Regions from separate parts of the Mus musculus genome. Here region 2 is linked to region 1. Evidence: chromatin loops called from intact Hi-C (ENCODE). Cell type or tissue: heart. All regions are shown on one strand.

Region 1 (8,000 bases):
CAGAACTTGAAATAATGGTCAGATTGAGTCTCTCTATTGTCTTTTATCCTGTAGTTCAAAATCATGGTGTATTTATGGGGAAGTACAGATTGTTATTATCCAAACACCATTTGTAGCTTCTTTTCTAAAAATAAACATGGCCAATTATGTGTTAGGGACATTTATTTTATTTTAATTTTGAACAAAAACATTTTGTTTTAGAGGTTTTGGAGATTCTGAAATCACATAAAACAAACTCTAACACTGAATATTTTGACTCTTGAAAATATCTTCGATGGCCCACTAAAATAGTACAACTTTCAAGTTCATTTGTTTTCAGTCACTAAATATTTCTTGAAAATATGCCACCATCACCATACCAGGTAAGGGAAACTAAAGACAACTAAAAGCTGTCAAGAAGTCTGAAAGAAGGGAGACTGGCCAATCTTATTGATATGGACTAGAAAGGGGTATTCTGGCTCCAAACAATTGATACTCTTCATTTCTTCTTCATACCTCAGCAAAGCAGCAATAATACAAACAATAATGGATTTGAATACTTACTGAGCTGCAATCGTCTGGCAGACTGACTCATTATACAGATTATTTCATTTATCTTTACAAAAACTCTCTGAGGGCATCTATCTATAAGGTTCATCTTAAATGAATATAAGGTTACCCTGGCTGTGGGAATTACCTGAAAAGAGAGAACTTTGACTGAAGAGTTGTTTCTATCAGATTAGCCTGTGAATTTGCTTTGATTAATGATTAATGTGGGAGGACTCAGGACACAGGGAGCACCATACCTAGGTAGGTAGGCCTGGGCTGTCTAAGAAAGCTGGCTGCGAATGGGGACAGTGGTTAAGGGAAGAAAGGGGAAGGGGGAAAATGATATAATTTCTTTGTTAAGCTAGTTAGACTAGCCAGTGAGTGAGCCAATGAGTGATGTCCCTCAATGGATTCTTCTTGACTGTCTGTCTATCCTGGCCTCCCTAAATAAAGAGCTGTGGCCTGAAATTCTAACCTAAATCAACTCTTTTCTTTCCTAAATTGCTTATGGTCAGTGTTTTACCACAGCAGGAGAAAATCAACTAGAACAACCAAACCCAGTACTGTTAGAACATATAACTGGCTTTAAATCACATGAAATGAGACAAACTGGAACATCTTTTCGAGTGCCATTTCAGTAAAAGCTTCACGTTTTTTGAAATCTTGCTGAATTGAGGCTTAATTATAAAATTGACTTCAGAATTTCTCATTTTATAAGAACTGAACTCTCCTAATAGCTTAGTCACAGTGTCTTCCCCACTGAAGCACCACTCCGCAGATACACGGTTTTAAAGACTTGCTCCTATTGTATCTGATGATTTTCTTGTAGCAGCAATCAGCAAGAACTGAATCCAGAATCAGACCCCCAAATGTCTTGAAAACAGACACAAAACTCCTGGTTTCTATAGACGTATACAATGTGTAGAAAACAAAAGGCAAAGAAACATTTTACAAAGAACAGTGATTACCCTCTTGTCTTCATGGAAGTCATAAAGAGAACAGGGATTACCAACAGTTACAACAGATATACCATATACAGATATACCATATACAGATAGATATACCATATACAGACATACCATATACAGATATACCATATACAGATATACCATATACAGGTGGATGTTGGTACCAGGGTAGCCAAGACACTGAGAACTAGAATAAATGGTGGGGTTATTTGTCTGCAAATCCATCGACCCGAGATTCTGTTGCAGGCTGCCATGATTCATGCTGAAGGCATGCTCTAGGAAATGGCTAAGGTCCCTTGACTCCACAGAGCTTCCAGTAAAGTGCCGCCTGTCCTAGTCACCTTCCCCACCCCCACCCCCACCCCCCGTCTAATCAGCTGTGGACATTGATTGCAGATTCAAAGCTGAAGATGGCACAACAGTAAGACAATGTCCCCACAGTGGACTTACAAAGGCAGAATTTTAAAAAGAATACAATAGATCAACATAAAAATGTGCCAAATTCAGTGGTTCCAAGTGTAGTTAATGAAAAGAGAGAACCAGGCAACACTCGAGTATCTTTAGCCACCATTTTATACTCTTTTTTAAATTAGTCCCAAAGCAGCCTCTTTAAAAGAGAGCCATTATTCCCTTTTCATAGCTGAGGAAACTATGACTTAGAATGGAGAGATCCAGTATCATATGGCTTAGTGTATAGGAAACACTAAGAATCAAACCCACAACTGCCAAACACCACCGATCTCCAGTAATGCTTCCTAGGGGATGCTACAAATAGCACACACTCACACTGGAAGGACATGGTGACTGCTCTGCCTCCTCTCGTATTTTTCTCAAATGTGGCTATCTTCCTATCTTCCAGGGGGCAGGGTTTGGCATATTTTAATGAATAAATAAATACAAAGTTTGCACTTTCTATTTTTTTTGTCTCTATAAATTGTCTCTTCTAATTAATGAATAGCTGCACTTGTCCTTTGGTATTGGTAATTTCATAAAGCCTCCCAGGGTGTTACCCAGTTGAATTGGGCGTAAGGAAACAATATTAGCTCCAGGCATGGAAATGAATGGATTTAGAGGCACTAAATCAGGAAAGCAAATGGGTTCTCACAGCTCCATGCTGTAGAATTAGTTTCAAATATTCAACAGACACATCAAGTATGAGCTTTATAAGCCCAGAGCTGAACACTGCCTTTTGCTCATTTTAAAATCCACGCTGTGAATTTTAAACTCCTGATAGCATTTCTAATAATGGCATCTTCTAGAAGCTGAAGTTGTGAGAGACCAGGGAGGGTCAGACCACAACCTCTTTGTGTGATATTTATATAGCATATAGACCTACGAACGATTTTTAAATTAAGAAATTTCAAATTATTTTCCCCCTCTGGATCCTCTGTGCTATGGCCTGTGTCCACATCTCCTAACCCAATTTACATACTAGAATTTACCAGGACTTCATAGATACCTGTCTCAGCTATTTCTTTAGTACTTTCAGGTGACTCCCCTCTTCAACTTCTATCAAGAATGGACTTTTCTTATTTCAATTGCAAATGACAAATCAGCTTTATCTTCCAGAAAGTGGGGACTGCTAGGATAAATGTACTATTTTTAAAATAAGGTATAAAATATTTTTTGTACCCTTGACAGCCATTACAGCAAGCTACCTGCTGGCTGCATGCAGCGCGTTAGTAAACACAAAGTGGAGTGTGTCCGGCTCCTTGTTTCCTGGAACTGTTCTCTGCCATCAGGGGCACGTAGGAAACTGGTCGATCCCTCATCTCCAGAGAGATCAGCAAAGGGGATCACTTTCCCCAAGACTGAAAGCATAGGCATGTCTTTCAGATGCTCACCAAGGTGAAAGAGAAAACAGTGCTTTGATAGCCTGAAGGAATTGTTCCCCTTTCTTTTCCTTCTGATACCTGAGCTATCGCCAGTTGGTATCTGAGATGCTTTTTGCGAGGAGGCCTGCCTTAGCCACAAGGGGCTGGGGGGGAGGGGGGGGTTACCCTCTTAAAAGAGAATGCAGAGCCACTAGGTCTCTTCTCTGCAGCTGCCAACCAGGAAACAGCGGGAAAAGTCCAGGCTTACCCTCCCCAGAGAACGCTGGATGTACAATAGTTTTCTCCCTTTCTAAGCTGCACTATCGCTGGAAGCTTATCCGCTTCTAACTCCGTCACGTCTGTAGCTTGGTAACTCGGTTTCCTAAACAAAATTAAAGGAAGTGTCAATGTGAAATTGAAAGTGAAACTGGCAGCAAAGGGCAAATCTCCCGGGCCCTTAATGGATTGGAAAACCAAATGGCAATTTCCAACTAGGTCCCTTGCCTCAGGCTGCCTTAAAGCAAGGCAATCACATTGGAGCCTACTCTTTCGATAATTTTATCAATACATTAGGCCCCGCAAAGTTTGTGTGCAAACCTCTTGTGCTTAGTTAGAACAAGTGGTCATGTGTGGGATGTTCAAAATGCTTCCGATCCTAAATAGATCACCCATCATGATCTTCCCGGTGCTTCAAACTCCAGCCATTTCTCCAAAAACAAAGATGAAGATCACTATTAAAGATGGACCACGGCAGGCCCCTTCTAAGTAACCGCCTCGGATAAACGTGGAGAGCAAACTTTTTGCTCCCTTTGACGTGTGTAGAATTTCCTGTGAATTTAGGTGAAATTAAAACAATAAGAAATATAGTCAAAAAAAATAAAATAAAAATAAAAAGCCAAGCCCAAAGGGCTTCTTGATATGTGTATAATCAGTGACATAAGTGTTAGATATTCTGTCTCCTTACATCCAAGAAGACAGGCTAGACCGGGCTATCCCTATGTCAGAGACACCTTGTTAGAATATGGGCAGGGTCATAAAGTAAACTAAGAATCTCTGAGAACTGCACTCCCCCGCCCCTTACTTTATGCAAACTTGAAGAACAACAGTGATAGAAGCAAAGCTCAATTGCTGACACTTTCATTTCAGAACGAACTCATGATGTTAGAAAATAATAGAGTATTAGTATGGTGTAACTGTCTACCGGTCTATCTTTTTCCTGCAGAAAGCAGGCAGCCCTGGAAACGCCAGGCAGCCAACCGGGCATCATGGGAGTGTTTCTGCTTCGCAGCCATATTCCCTGTGCACTTAAGAAAGCTAATCCATTCTCCAAATCGGCCATGCTGCCTCCTGCTTTGCCTTCATTCTCACAGATATGAGAGCCCAAGGAAGATGATCTGAGAAACTCAGGTTTCAGCAAGCTATGCATATTGAGAGTGAATTCCCCCGCTCCCGCCCTCTCTTTTGGAAAATACTCTGGACTTAAATTGCAACCCTTGGAGCCAATGAGTCTGGCTCTAGCTGCTTCATCATTCATAACCTTGTTATGCAAATAAAACAAGTATAAATTAAAATTCTAATTGAACTCTAATCCTGAAAAGTAGTCCTTCCGAAGCATTCTTAAATGACACCAAATTCCTGAGCATCCCTGAGTTGTGCTTGCTGTCAGATTTTTAAAGGATTTGGCCAAAACTAAATAGCTGAATAAACATTCTGCTCGCTCGGTGCTCTGACTTCCATGCATTTCCTGCTACACATTCTTCTTCATTAAAACTTTGCCAAATGGGTTGGGTCCTTCGATGATAAAAGCAGAATCAAAGGAAAAACAAGTGGCTATGACACTGACACGGGCACTGTTACACCCTTTGGAAACTTTATTTTATCTCTGGAGACTTGAGCAGTATCACCTGGCTATTTCAGAGAATAAACTGTCACCTCCTCACATAAAATCATGCTATTCAACTCTCTTAATTCACACAAAACCTCTATGAAAGGTAAATATTTATAACAGCAGCACATTTCTACTCCTGTACAATCTTATTCTCTTGCAAAACACCAGGAATCTGTAAGGTGTACACCAGCTCCTCTCTGAAGAAAACTTCCGCTACTGGCTTCCAGCAGACAAATGGCTACCCTGAGTTTCCCTCAGGCAAAGAGCTTGTTATTATAAAAAGTTCTGTGAGAGACTTTGATTGCATTGACTACTCAGACATTTTTGTAAAAACAAATAGAAAGTGGAGATGGGGAAGATAGAAAATTAGTAGGTACAATTTGAGTGACATGGAAATGTTTCTGTGGCCACAATCATCTCTCCTGTTGGCCTTTCCACGGTTACTTGATGAGCTCCTCTGCCTGTCAGAAACTCCCTAGCAGAAAAGTCTAGGGAGAAGGCCATAAAATTCAGCATTAAATCCCACTTCTACCGGGCTTTGGACAATTTCATTTTGTACAGGAAACATCTGTGGCCTCAAATCTAAGATGGTCTGTTCTATTTCCTGGCCATGTATTTGGGGGGATTCAGAGACGTAACTACTGTAAAATACTTTGAAAGATATTACAGATATCAACAACTATAATCTAAGTATTCTGCTAAGAATACTACGTGACTCTTTTACAGTCCTGCCCTGTGGATGTCGTGGATTATAACGTGCTAATTCATGGAGTCTATTTTGAGGAGTTCTTCAAGTTGAACAACTCTACTGCCTTCTGCTTCCATATTGAGATACAAGATGCCATACAGCCCCCCAAGGAGTGTGCTATTTGCTTGAACCATTGTTCTTATTTCTATTGTCCTTCCATGCATCGTTTATAAAGCTTCTTGGAACATGACTAAGATTTCAGAAGCCAGGATATCTAACTGCAACACTAATCTAATCCTAGTACAAAGAAACCTGCAACCTGCACTGAATTGCTACTGAATTCACAACAGCTGAGAAGTGGAACCAGCTTAGTTGTCCATCACAGAGGAATGAATTAAGAATATGTTATGCATACACATTGTGGAATTTTATTTAGCCATAAAGGAAAATTAAATCATGGCATTTGTAGGAAAGGGTGAATCTGGAAATATATCACATGGACAAGTACTGCATATTTTCTTGAAGAGGCAATTCCTGGTTTCTTTTGGAGTCTCAGTTGTGTGATGTGATTTTTTTTCTTAAAAACTGTCTTATGAGAGGATGTTTTTGCTGAAGCAGACATGTGGGAGGATATTTTACTGAGAACAGACATGTGGGTTTTTTTTGTTTTTTTTTTTTTCTGGAAGCCACCTAGAAAAAAGTACATATGATGTTTTGCTAGAACGGATCCTTGAGAGAACACATGACGTTTGGAAAGGATATAAATAGAACCCAACACACAGTTGACAATACTGTGTGGTATTGGTTCCCCTTGCCATTCTTTGCTGGTCATTATTTGTCATGACTTCATACAGAGAAGTGCACCAAAGGTGGTGTTCCCAGAGGCTGCTTGCTGCTTCCTCTGACTCTGGCCAGTCAGGAGAGTCTCCCCATTTCTGCTGGACTGAGCTGCCATTGCTGATTCATGAATGGTGTGTTGGAATGGATTGAAGTACCACTGCTGATTCATGTGATCTGAACTGCTGATACCCTGACAGTGCAGATTGGAGTCACTCCAAAGAACTATTTCTAAACAGGTCCATATCCTCCTTTGCCCTATTAACCTTTCCTTCCCACTATCTCTAGTGGGGGTTGGGGGGGGCTAGATGGGAGGTTAAAGCATTTAAGTACCCTTATTAAAAGTAGATTTTGAAAAATCTAAGCCTTCCTTTTCTCTCATATCTGGATTCCAAATTCTAGTTTCCCTCTCCCCCTCCCCCTCCCCTCCCCTCCCTCTCCCCCTCTTTGTGTGTGTGTGTTTCTGTGTGTGTGTGTCTGTGTGTCTGTGTGTGTATATGTGTGGTGATGGTGGGGATATGAGTCCTAAAACTAGAGTGAAGATCATCAGAGAAGAAATGGAGGTCTTAAGAGCCAATGTTGTAAGAGCCAATGGTGTAAGCAACATAACATTGAAGTTGTAGATGTTAAATTCTTCTTGCTAATCTCCATCATTGTCAGATGATGCGGATGAGTACCAGCCAATCAGATAATGATTGATTCATGCCAAATTATGAAGCACACAATCCATAATCCTACAGAAAATGCATTGGGAGACTTTAAGAAGTCTATCCAAACTAAAATAGAAAAATGTACAAATCACATACATTTGTGTCAATTTTAAAATAATAAAAGTGTTGTAGTTTCATATTATGCTCAGAAATTTCTTTTAGCAGAATATACTCGTAAAGAAAGAAAAATATATATAATTATATTGCTTTAAATATATATTACTTAAAGTCTCCGCAAACTAGAAATGAAATATGAGACATCACAGGCTTTGACTGACAGTAAGAATCAACACACTAGACCTGACCTTTAGCATGTGTCATTGATGAGAACAGAAAAAAATGTTAAGTAAATCAGGGTGGACTCTGCATCTTATTCTTGACAACCAGTTAAGGAATTGGACAAAACCCAAGTTCCTGGTTCTATCCTCAGTTGTGACCTAGCCAGAGGCTAGAAATACCAAAACTGCCTGGGCTTGTGCTCTGGTTTCTTGTTTTTGGTTTGTTTGTTTATTGTTATTGTTGTTTAATCACCATTCTCCTTTTGCACAGTACTGGCAGCTCATAGAA
Region 2 (8,000 bases), 120 kb after region 1:
TGTTAGATTCTCTCTGTAGGCAATCTACTTACAAATTTTTCTCATTTATAAACCTCAGTTTTTGAAATATCGTTAAAACATCACTTTAAAGCCCCAACTCTTCTTTAAGGCTTTAGAACTGCACAGTCAACTAACTTCTTGGTGTATTCCCTTGATGCCCAAGGTTTTTGTTTTTAATATTTCAAAATCAACTGCTAATCTCCCCACCAAATGTGACTTAATGTACATACACAATATCAAGTCTATGGGCTCTATAATATAACTCACTCAAATCAAAAACTCCATCCACTCAAGCTGAAACCTATAGTACCCTTTATCTGGGCAGCGACAGTGGCCTCCGAGCTGATTCTCCTCTCATCCCCAGTGCTTTCTACACAGAAAAGAAGAGGTGATTTTTAATGTATCACTAATCACATCACTTCTTATTTAAACACTTTCCAGTGCTAAGTACCACACCGGACAAAGTCTTCAGCACCAAGGGTTTATATTTATGCATGTTATGATTGCTGTTGTCCTGTTTGTCCTCACTGTTGGCTGCTCTCAACTCTCTTCCATTTGTTCATCCATGGCTTATACATCCATGTTCCAAATTCTAAAATGCTTCTCACCTTTTCAGTTATGTCTATTCTTTAAGTTGCAAATGAACATTTATGTCTATAGGCAAGAATTTTCTGAGCCTGCCTTCAGTCTAGGCTAGAACCCCCCTAATAAATTTCTGTAACAACATTTCTTTCATGAAACTCAACTCTGTCTGTCACCATGCAAAAGGGCAAAATGTCCATTCACATCTTTCTTGCACTTTCATTTTATGTGGGCACCAGTTGTGCCATATTCCTGACCAGTCTTTGTTGCCAATGCAAAACGCCACAGGAGATAATCAACTAGGATTTGTTAGACAGACAAATACAGCAAGAAAGTTCCCCAGGAATTGTTCTCTTAAGACACATTTTAACAGTGGAAGTGGAAGGTTTGTATCCTAGCAGCTTTTAAAGACATCAAAATGCAGAGATCCTAGAAGAAAAGTTATTGATTAAAAAGTAAGTAATAAAATAAATTGTGGGTGGAAATCAATATGCTCACTTACATTTTGATAAAACACAATAGTTGACTAGAGTTTCACACATCACATACATAGTTACATATAAACGTCTAATCTTACACGCGTTCTTGCGACCGGCCAGGAATAAAATATAATATGTATAAAGACAAGAAATATAGATTTTGTGTTCACATTACTATAACCTTCCACACACTTCGGAAGCACTTGTCATTTTATTGTGTACATTTCATGTAATATAAGCATTGCTTTTCTTATCTTTAGGACTATTTATATAAGAAAACAATATAGCTACATATTTCTAATTTGGATTATTTTCTGAAGGTCTACCAGAATGATGCCAAATGTTAATTCTTAAAAATCCATCCCACCTATAATCTCTGTCTGTAATAATTAGCTCCACACAATGAATGAGTGGGTAGTGACAGTGACATCATGCAGTTTTCTGAACTCCAGAATGATTTTTTTTTAAGAATACATTTGCCGTGTTAATAACAGTATCAACGCAAGCAATGGCTCACAAATTATTTACTGCCATTATTGTCCTCAATTCCTTTACTTTGCTGTCTCATAGACTGATGACAAATTTCTCTACCTCTCATCTCCACCACGTGCGGTCACACTAAGTTGAGCTGGTCAAGCCAGCCAAAAAAATACAAGTTTTAAGCTCTAAGTTTTCATACCAAAGTGTGAAGCCAGCACTCTGCCTGCGATCCTTTAGACAGCAGAGGAGTACTTCCAGCACACACTGGAACACTACCCCAAGTCTACCTGTGTCTTGGACCTGCCGAAGCTCAGCCACTAAAGTTCCTGTGAAGGCCCATGAGAAGTACCCAGTTATCTAAGTCCTGTTCTCATGATGAGTTAAGACATAAAAAAAAAAAAAAAAAAAAAAGTTAAGACATTTAAAAAAAAAAAGTCCTTCAACTATTACTACTGCTTCCTCAAGTACAGTTTGCCCTAATGAAAAGTTTTTTGTTTCAATATGTTGGATAAATCTTTTCCAAAACTGTAGCTGAATATATTATCTACTGTTTCTTATAGGGAAATCAAGAACTCTTGACCTTAGCATCAAGGAACTTTGTCCATTTTTAAGCAAATGGGTCTAGTTTCATTGTGTTAGCTACGGAGAATGGCTTCAGTTGTCATAATAGATCTGCACCTTGGCAGCTAGGAATCAAAGATTTACGCTTGCAGTTCAGTTCTCATGACTAGTTTTCTCACAACCCCCTCTCTCTAAATCAATCTTTCCATCTTCTCTGCCACACTAATGGATACAGAACAAGCTCCTGAGTGACACTGACTCACTGCCCCGTGAGGTCATTGATCGAGAGGTGATGAAAAATGTCCCTTCATAAAGGTCCTTGTGTTGAGCATGTTTAAGAGGATAACAGCTTCTTATTAATAACTGGCTTGCTATAGAAATAAAGATCTTCACCCAGCTTCTTACCTTAGCACGCCTTCCCATCCATTTGTCCCTTCTCTCAGATGACGTTAGTTAATAGTCATTGCTCTAAACCAAGAGTTGGAAAATAATATTCAGAACCAGAAAGTACATAGTAAAGACTTCTGGCTTTGTAGGTCATAAAATCTCGGTTGCCGCTATTCAATTCTACCATTGCAATATGGAAAGTGAACATAGACAAATACATAAACTAATGAATGCCCCAGAAAAACCTTATTTATAAAAACATGCTAGACACTAAATTTAGACAAGTGAGTAGCTTAGTGCAATGATTAATATTGGATGTAAATTTGACAGGATATAGACTCAAGTAAGGAAGAACCCTTCTGAAGGTCTTGAGGGAATTTCTAGGTTGAGTTGATTGTGGTAAGAAGAATCACTCTAAATGTAGGCAGCATTATTCCATGGGCTGCCATCTGGGACTTAACAGGAGGAGATAGCCTGCTAAATGTCAGGACTCATGGCCCTCTGACTTCTGATTGTGAGTGCAATGTGACCAGGGAGCCTGTTGCATTGCTGTATCTTCCTCCCTTTCTTGTTGTGGACTGGGGCCTCAAACCATTGGAGCCAAAACCAACCGTCTCCTCTTCTTCAGCACAGCAATGAGCAAAAAACTGATTTCTGATTCAAATGTTTTAAAAACTTGCTTTTAACATCTAGTCCAATATTTGATTGACTTAGGTTCAGCACAGCAAACGATTTTAAAATACTTTATTCAGGAATAAAGTATAACTCCAGAATGAAACAAATGGTGATCTGTACTACAAACAGGCAAGGTATGATTTATTAAGGTCCTGAAAGTTGGAAATGATGTCCAGAAAGGGAAAACTCTATCCAGGGGGGAAATAACAAACACAACATAAATGTGGGTGTTCAAAAGAAAAGGTGTTCCTTGAAATACCAGGAGCAAGAAGATTCTGTTGTAACTGATCCTATCATTCAGGTAGGATTTCACAGGTAGAGGTGAAGGGAAGGAGCATTCCAAATAGAGGCATGGTGTGTTTCAGGCAGAGATGCAACAGCCTGCAGTCTACCGAGATATTCCACAGTTAGGCTGCAAACTATGTAAGTAGAACATAAAGTAAGCAGGGAAGAAGTAAAAGGCCGTGATACTAAGGATGATATCAGGGATGCCAAGCTAAGCAATTAAGAGTTCTACGCAGTAACAGAGAGAATAATTGAATGTACTGGAGAAGGGAAAGTTGTTGCTGGATCTTCACTGAGAATCAAAGTGAATCTATCAGAACTTACAGGAAAGAAGGAAATCTAACCGCAAAGCCTTCAGGAGAATGATGTTCAAGGTAGAGGGAGAAAGAGAGAGAAACATTTTCCCTTGGTGACATACCCAAACTACCTATAGGGCTTTCTAAATTGCACACTCTGACCCCAGAGATCTTGAAATGGCTTACTGTCCTTACTGTTCATAGAGAATCACGGTCTATGTAAACCATCATTATAGTTACCTGCGTGCACCATGGTGGTTAAAGTGGGAAATAAAAATATGTAAAACCCTGATAAGAGTGATGGGGCAGGTATTATCTTAACAAAATTGGTCCTGAAGAGAATCGAACAAATATGGCATCACCCCTAGAAAGGGTATCAATAACAGACCAAAGAAATGATTCCACACAAATCTAGTTTGGCAAACCAATGAGTTTAATTTGGGTTACAGGAGCATGTGCTACTGTAAGTATGGGTATATGGGTGGCTTTTCGCTTATGGAAACGTCTACCTCTGTGATGTTGTTAATTACTAATATATCGTTGAGGAAGGGACGTACCTAAGCTTCTCAGTCTCCTCCTGATAAGCCCCTCTCATGCTGTCTCTTGATTGCTCATCTAGGGATTACAGCTACTCAGAATTATCTGAGAGCTCGTGCTGGGGTGGTACAGTCAAGTCAAAGTGGTCTGGAGGGTCGAGCCAGTCATGCTGGAGAGCAGGAAAATAAAAAAATTGAGCTTATGAGTCTAAAGCTTGAAGATTTGAGACTCTAAGTAAAGACGGTAGGTGCTGTCCAAAAAGAAGAGATCTCACGGCTGTCATTCTGTGTCACCCTGAACTGATATTTAGAAAGAAGCTCAGACTTCAGAATTGCTCATATTTTGGAAGAAAAACCAAAAAATAGTTCACAAAAGGAGAAGAAAAAAAAAAAGGCACTGTCCAGATGCCAGGACACCAAGACTAAAGGGGACCAACAGAGATGAATTAGCTAAAATACCAAGGACTGAAAAACAGGCTTTTGGACTGAGGAACAATGCCACCACTCACTCCTGGGAAAAGAGCAGATGGGCTAAAGCAGAACACGGGCTGCAGGGGGTGGAGGCAGAAGCTGGGTGAGGAATTGCAAGTAGCAACTGTAAATCCTCTTGAGAAATTTGGGAGTGGCTTGTTCCTGGGCTACTATAAATAACAGGAATGCAGGAAGCAGGAAGTCAGAAGATGAAAGGGACATCTTAGTAACAGGAGAAGAGTTTGCAAAGGACAACATTTGGGATTAAACAGCCCCGAGGTTACAAGCATCCCGTGGTATGATGCGAGAGGCCCTTGAGATGTTTGCCACCCAAAGGTTGGAGGGTACTGGCTTTAATAGTAGGACAGCTGGCAAGCCATCAGTGTGGAAAGTAGTTCGAGAGCCCCTGAGTGCAAGTCACATGAGAAGTACATGACATGAAATAGCTTAAGCAGATGAGGCTTATATTATACAGAACCTAAAGCTATGAGAGAAAACACCAACTTTGATTGACATACTTATGAAAAGGGGGCCATGATAAAGCAGTGTGCTAATTGAAATAATGACTACATATTATGAGCAAATGGTAGAGACAACGTCTTTTTTTTTCTTTTTTTTCATCAGAGTGTGAAGGCAAAGCTGTATTTGGTCTATGACTCAGCAGTTGCTGGAGGTGGCTCTTGTTCCTTCAGGGAGCCCAGGAAGTGTCATCACCACTATACCCTAGTTAACCACAGGGACTCAGAGACCAGCTTGTCTCCGTATCTGTGTCAGGTTTCCATGTCCCAGCCAGCCCTGGATTTGTTTTAGCCAGTTCAGCCTTCTGAAAGCTCAAAGCAACAAAACAAAGTTACAAAATGTCACCAAACTATCACCTATGGACAGCTAGCTTTCTCTGTACACAAGGTCCCTATGCTCATGATCAGAGCCCAGCCCAGCAGAGCTATCACCCATGTCAAGTAACATGACCATAAGAAACAGAGACTCACCTAAAGTTCTTTCTTCTCCACTGCCCTCTTTCTGTTCAAATGCCACTGGCCTTGAAGTACATGAAACAGGGACTGCTTGGGACCAAGAATTCTGTCCTGCCCCAGAAGCAGATCAGAGAGCAGTCACCACTCTGGCAAGGTCGTTTCTGATGTGACGTGAGTCTGAGCTGTTCTCCAGTGTTATGATAAAAGCAAGTGCCTGAGGTGCTTTGAGAGACTTTGTGTCTGCATTGCTGACTGGTGTACAACTGCGCGTTCTAGGGAATCCTGTCTGCAGGCTCCACTTTCCTGGGCTCTCTTTCTTCATGGCTGCAAAGGCTTCTCTTCCTCATTCTTTAGTGTGAACCCCCAATAGGTAGTTTTTTTGGATCTTCTCACTTCACCAGGTCAGACCTAGGGGACATCGCCATGCCCTGAAACATCTGGACAGGCCTCAGTTGCATGATAAGGCAGGCCATGCTAGGTGATATGAGGGGACATTTCAAGATAGTCACATTGGCCTCCTGGTGCAGAATGAATTCTCTGGTCATTGAAAAACTTCCAACGGGGTGGTCTAAGCAGCTTAGCCACCATCTTGCTTATCTTTCACTATTTCTGGCAACTGTTATTTTTCCTATGACTAAAAATGTATCTTACTACTGACCTCATCCTTACTGGACCTAGCCACATATCTTCAGTGGTCCTTCTAGGAGGGCCAACAGTCTTACAATGGTCTGTCATAGACCTTTTTATAGTCTTTGGCAGAGTGGGAAAAAATAGTAAAATGACCATCCAATAACTGTGCATGGACCACCCAGCCAGTAGCTTAGAAAAAGAGCTCATTACAGATAACCTTTGACAGGCTCAGTGGACACTTTCCTATCCAATGTGGGAGAGATTTCCATCTGTGGAACCATTAGTACATGGCCCACATACAGCTCTGTCTCTTGGCTTCTGGTTCTCTCTGATCTGATTTGGTACCTAAATAAAGCAGAACTTGAAGCCCAATATACCACCACAGTATCTTTCAAATCCATCATTTTATGGGAAAAAAAATTTAAGCCTCTGCAGAGCAAAAAATAGCATAATTTCGTAAAAAAGGGAAAACAACAGATTGTCATTCATATTTGCTGAAAATATTTTCCCCAAAGAGTTAATATTTATATTACTTAAAAACTCATATAAAATGATAAGACAAAATGTCTCCTTCCAGTTATCATCAATTCCAGTTTGTGTGTGACATTGACTCTCCTCTTGACTCTGTCTTTTCATTAATGGATGCAGGTTAGAATCTCAGCACATGAGATGATTAGTTGCAAGTGGAACAAAGAAGTGATAGCAAATGCAGGAACAATACTTTCCAATACTCTAACCTCAATATAAGGAAACACAACGAAGAATTTTGTATTAAAAGAAAATAGGAGGTAGGGGATATGGTAATAGTCAATCCTACTAGATACCCTACAAACACTGACTAAAAGACATCCTTTGTCTGTTGAAGAAGACAGTGAAAGCACAGAGCCTTCCCACAGTCAGTAAGGTGTCAGGAAGACCACGCATCATTGGTCCATTCACTACACATGCAGTACAAACTGGGACATCCTTGGGAAGGCCATTGAGCAATATCTCTAAAGTACAAAATATTTACCTCCTTTGACCAAGTATGTCTATGCTAGACATTTTTCTTATATAAACAGACTGAAAGATAGTCAAACTAAACAAATGTTTTCTCTGCTACAAGATTCATTATAATTAAAAAAAAAGATCTGAAAACTATATAGTGTGCACTAGCAAGCAAAAGATTAATTTAATTATATAAGGTAAAAAGCAGATTCTGCAAAATCGCATGTGACTTGGGCTTACATTGTTATGTGTGTGTATAAACAAATTAAGAATCAAAACAAATTTGAAATAACTGTTGGGTCTCTGGGTACCATTTGCATTCGGACATCTTTTACTTTGCACTGACTGTGCATTGTTCCTTTAAGAAGTACCGTGACACCCAGCTCGTGACACCCAGCTCATGGTTTCCACCATGCCGCAGATGTCTCTTCACCACTCAGCTAGAGAAGAGGCTCACTTCCTAATGATCCTTTCAAGTGTTCCTCCTCCCACATTGCAGGCACCCAGACTATGCACCATTTACCAAGGACCCCCCCCCCCAATTTGTCCTAGACACTCTGCCTTTGGAGAAAATGTTAAGGGACCTGAAAACATTCCAAGTACTGTACTTGGAATTTTCATATTGGGTAATCTTTGCAGCCACCCACAGGGAAGGTG

Evidence for each region. A loop is a pair of places that touch in the nucleus more often than their neighbours do. Peaks named below come from ENCODE experiments on the same cell type or tissue, not always from the same donor. Only the 100,000 strongest peaks of a DNase experiment are listed, where the experiment ranks them.
Region 2: it touches region 1 in a loop (2.2-fold over the local background); 2 of 42 quality-filtered maps call a loop at or near these places.

What each region holds. Positions count from the first base shown.
Region 1 is chr2:48,329,385-48,337,384 of GRCm38, forward strand. All of the region lies in intron 1 of Gm13481 (predicted gene 13481), which reads right to left. Among named protein-coding and RNA genes, the nearest start is that of Gm25338, 51 kb to the right of the region's middle. In heart, a CTCF peak has its summit at 3,494; a DNase peak (open chromatin) is centred at 3,667; H3K4me3 peaks cover 534 bases; H3K27ac peaks cover 704 bases.
Region 2 is chr2:48,451,372-48,459,371 of GRCm38, forward strand. It overlaps Gm13481 (predicted gene 13481), which reads right to left and starts at 5,894. Exons shown (of 6, transcript NR_166463.1): 1 at 5,742-5,894. In heart, a CTCF peak has its summit at 4,821; a DNase peak (open chromatin) is centred at 4,970; H3K4me3 peaks cover 350 bases; H3K27ac peaks cover 2,058 bases.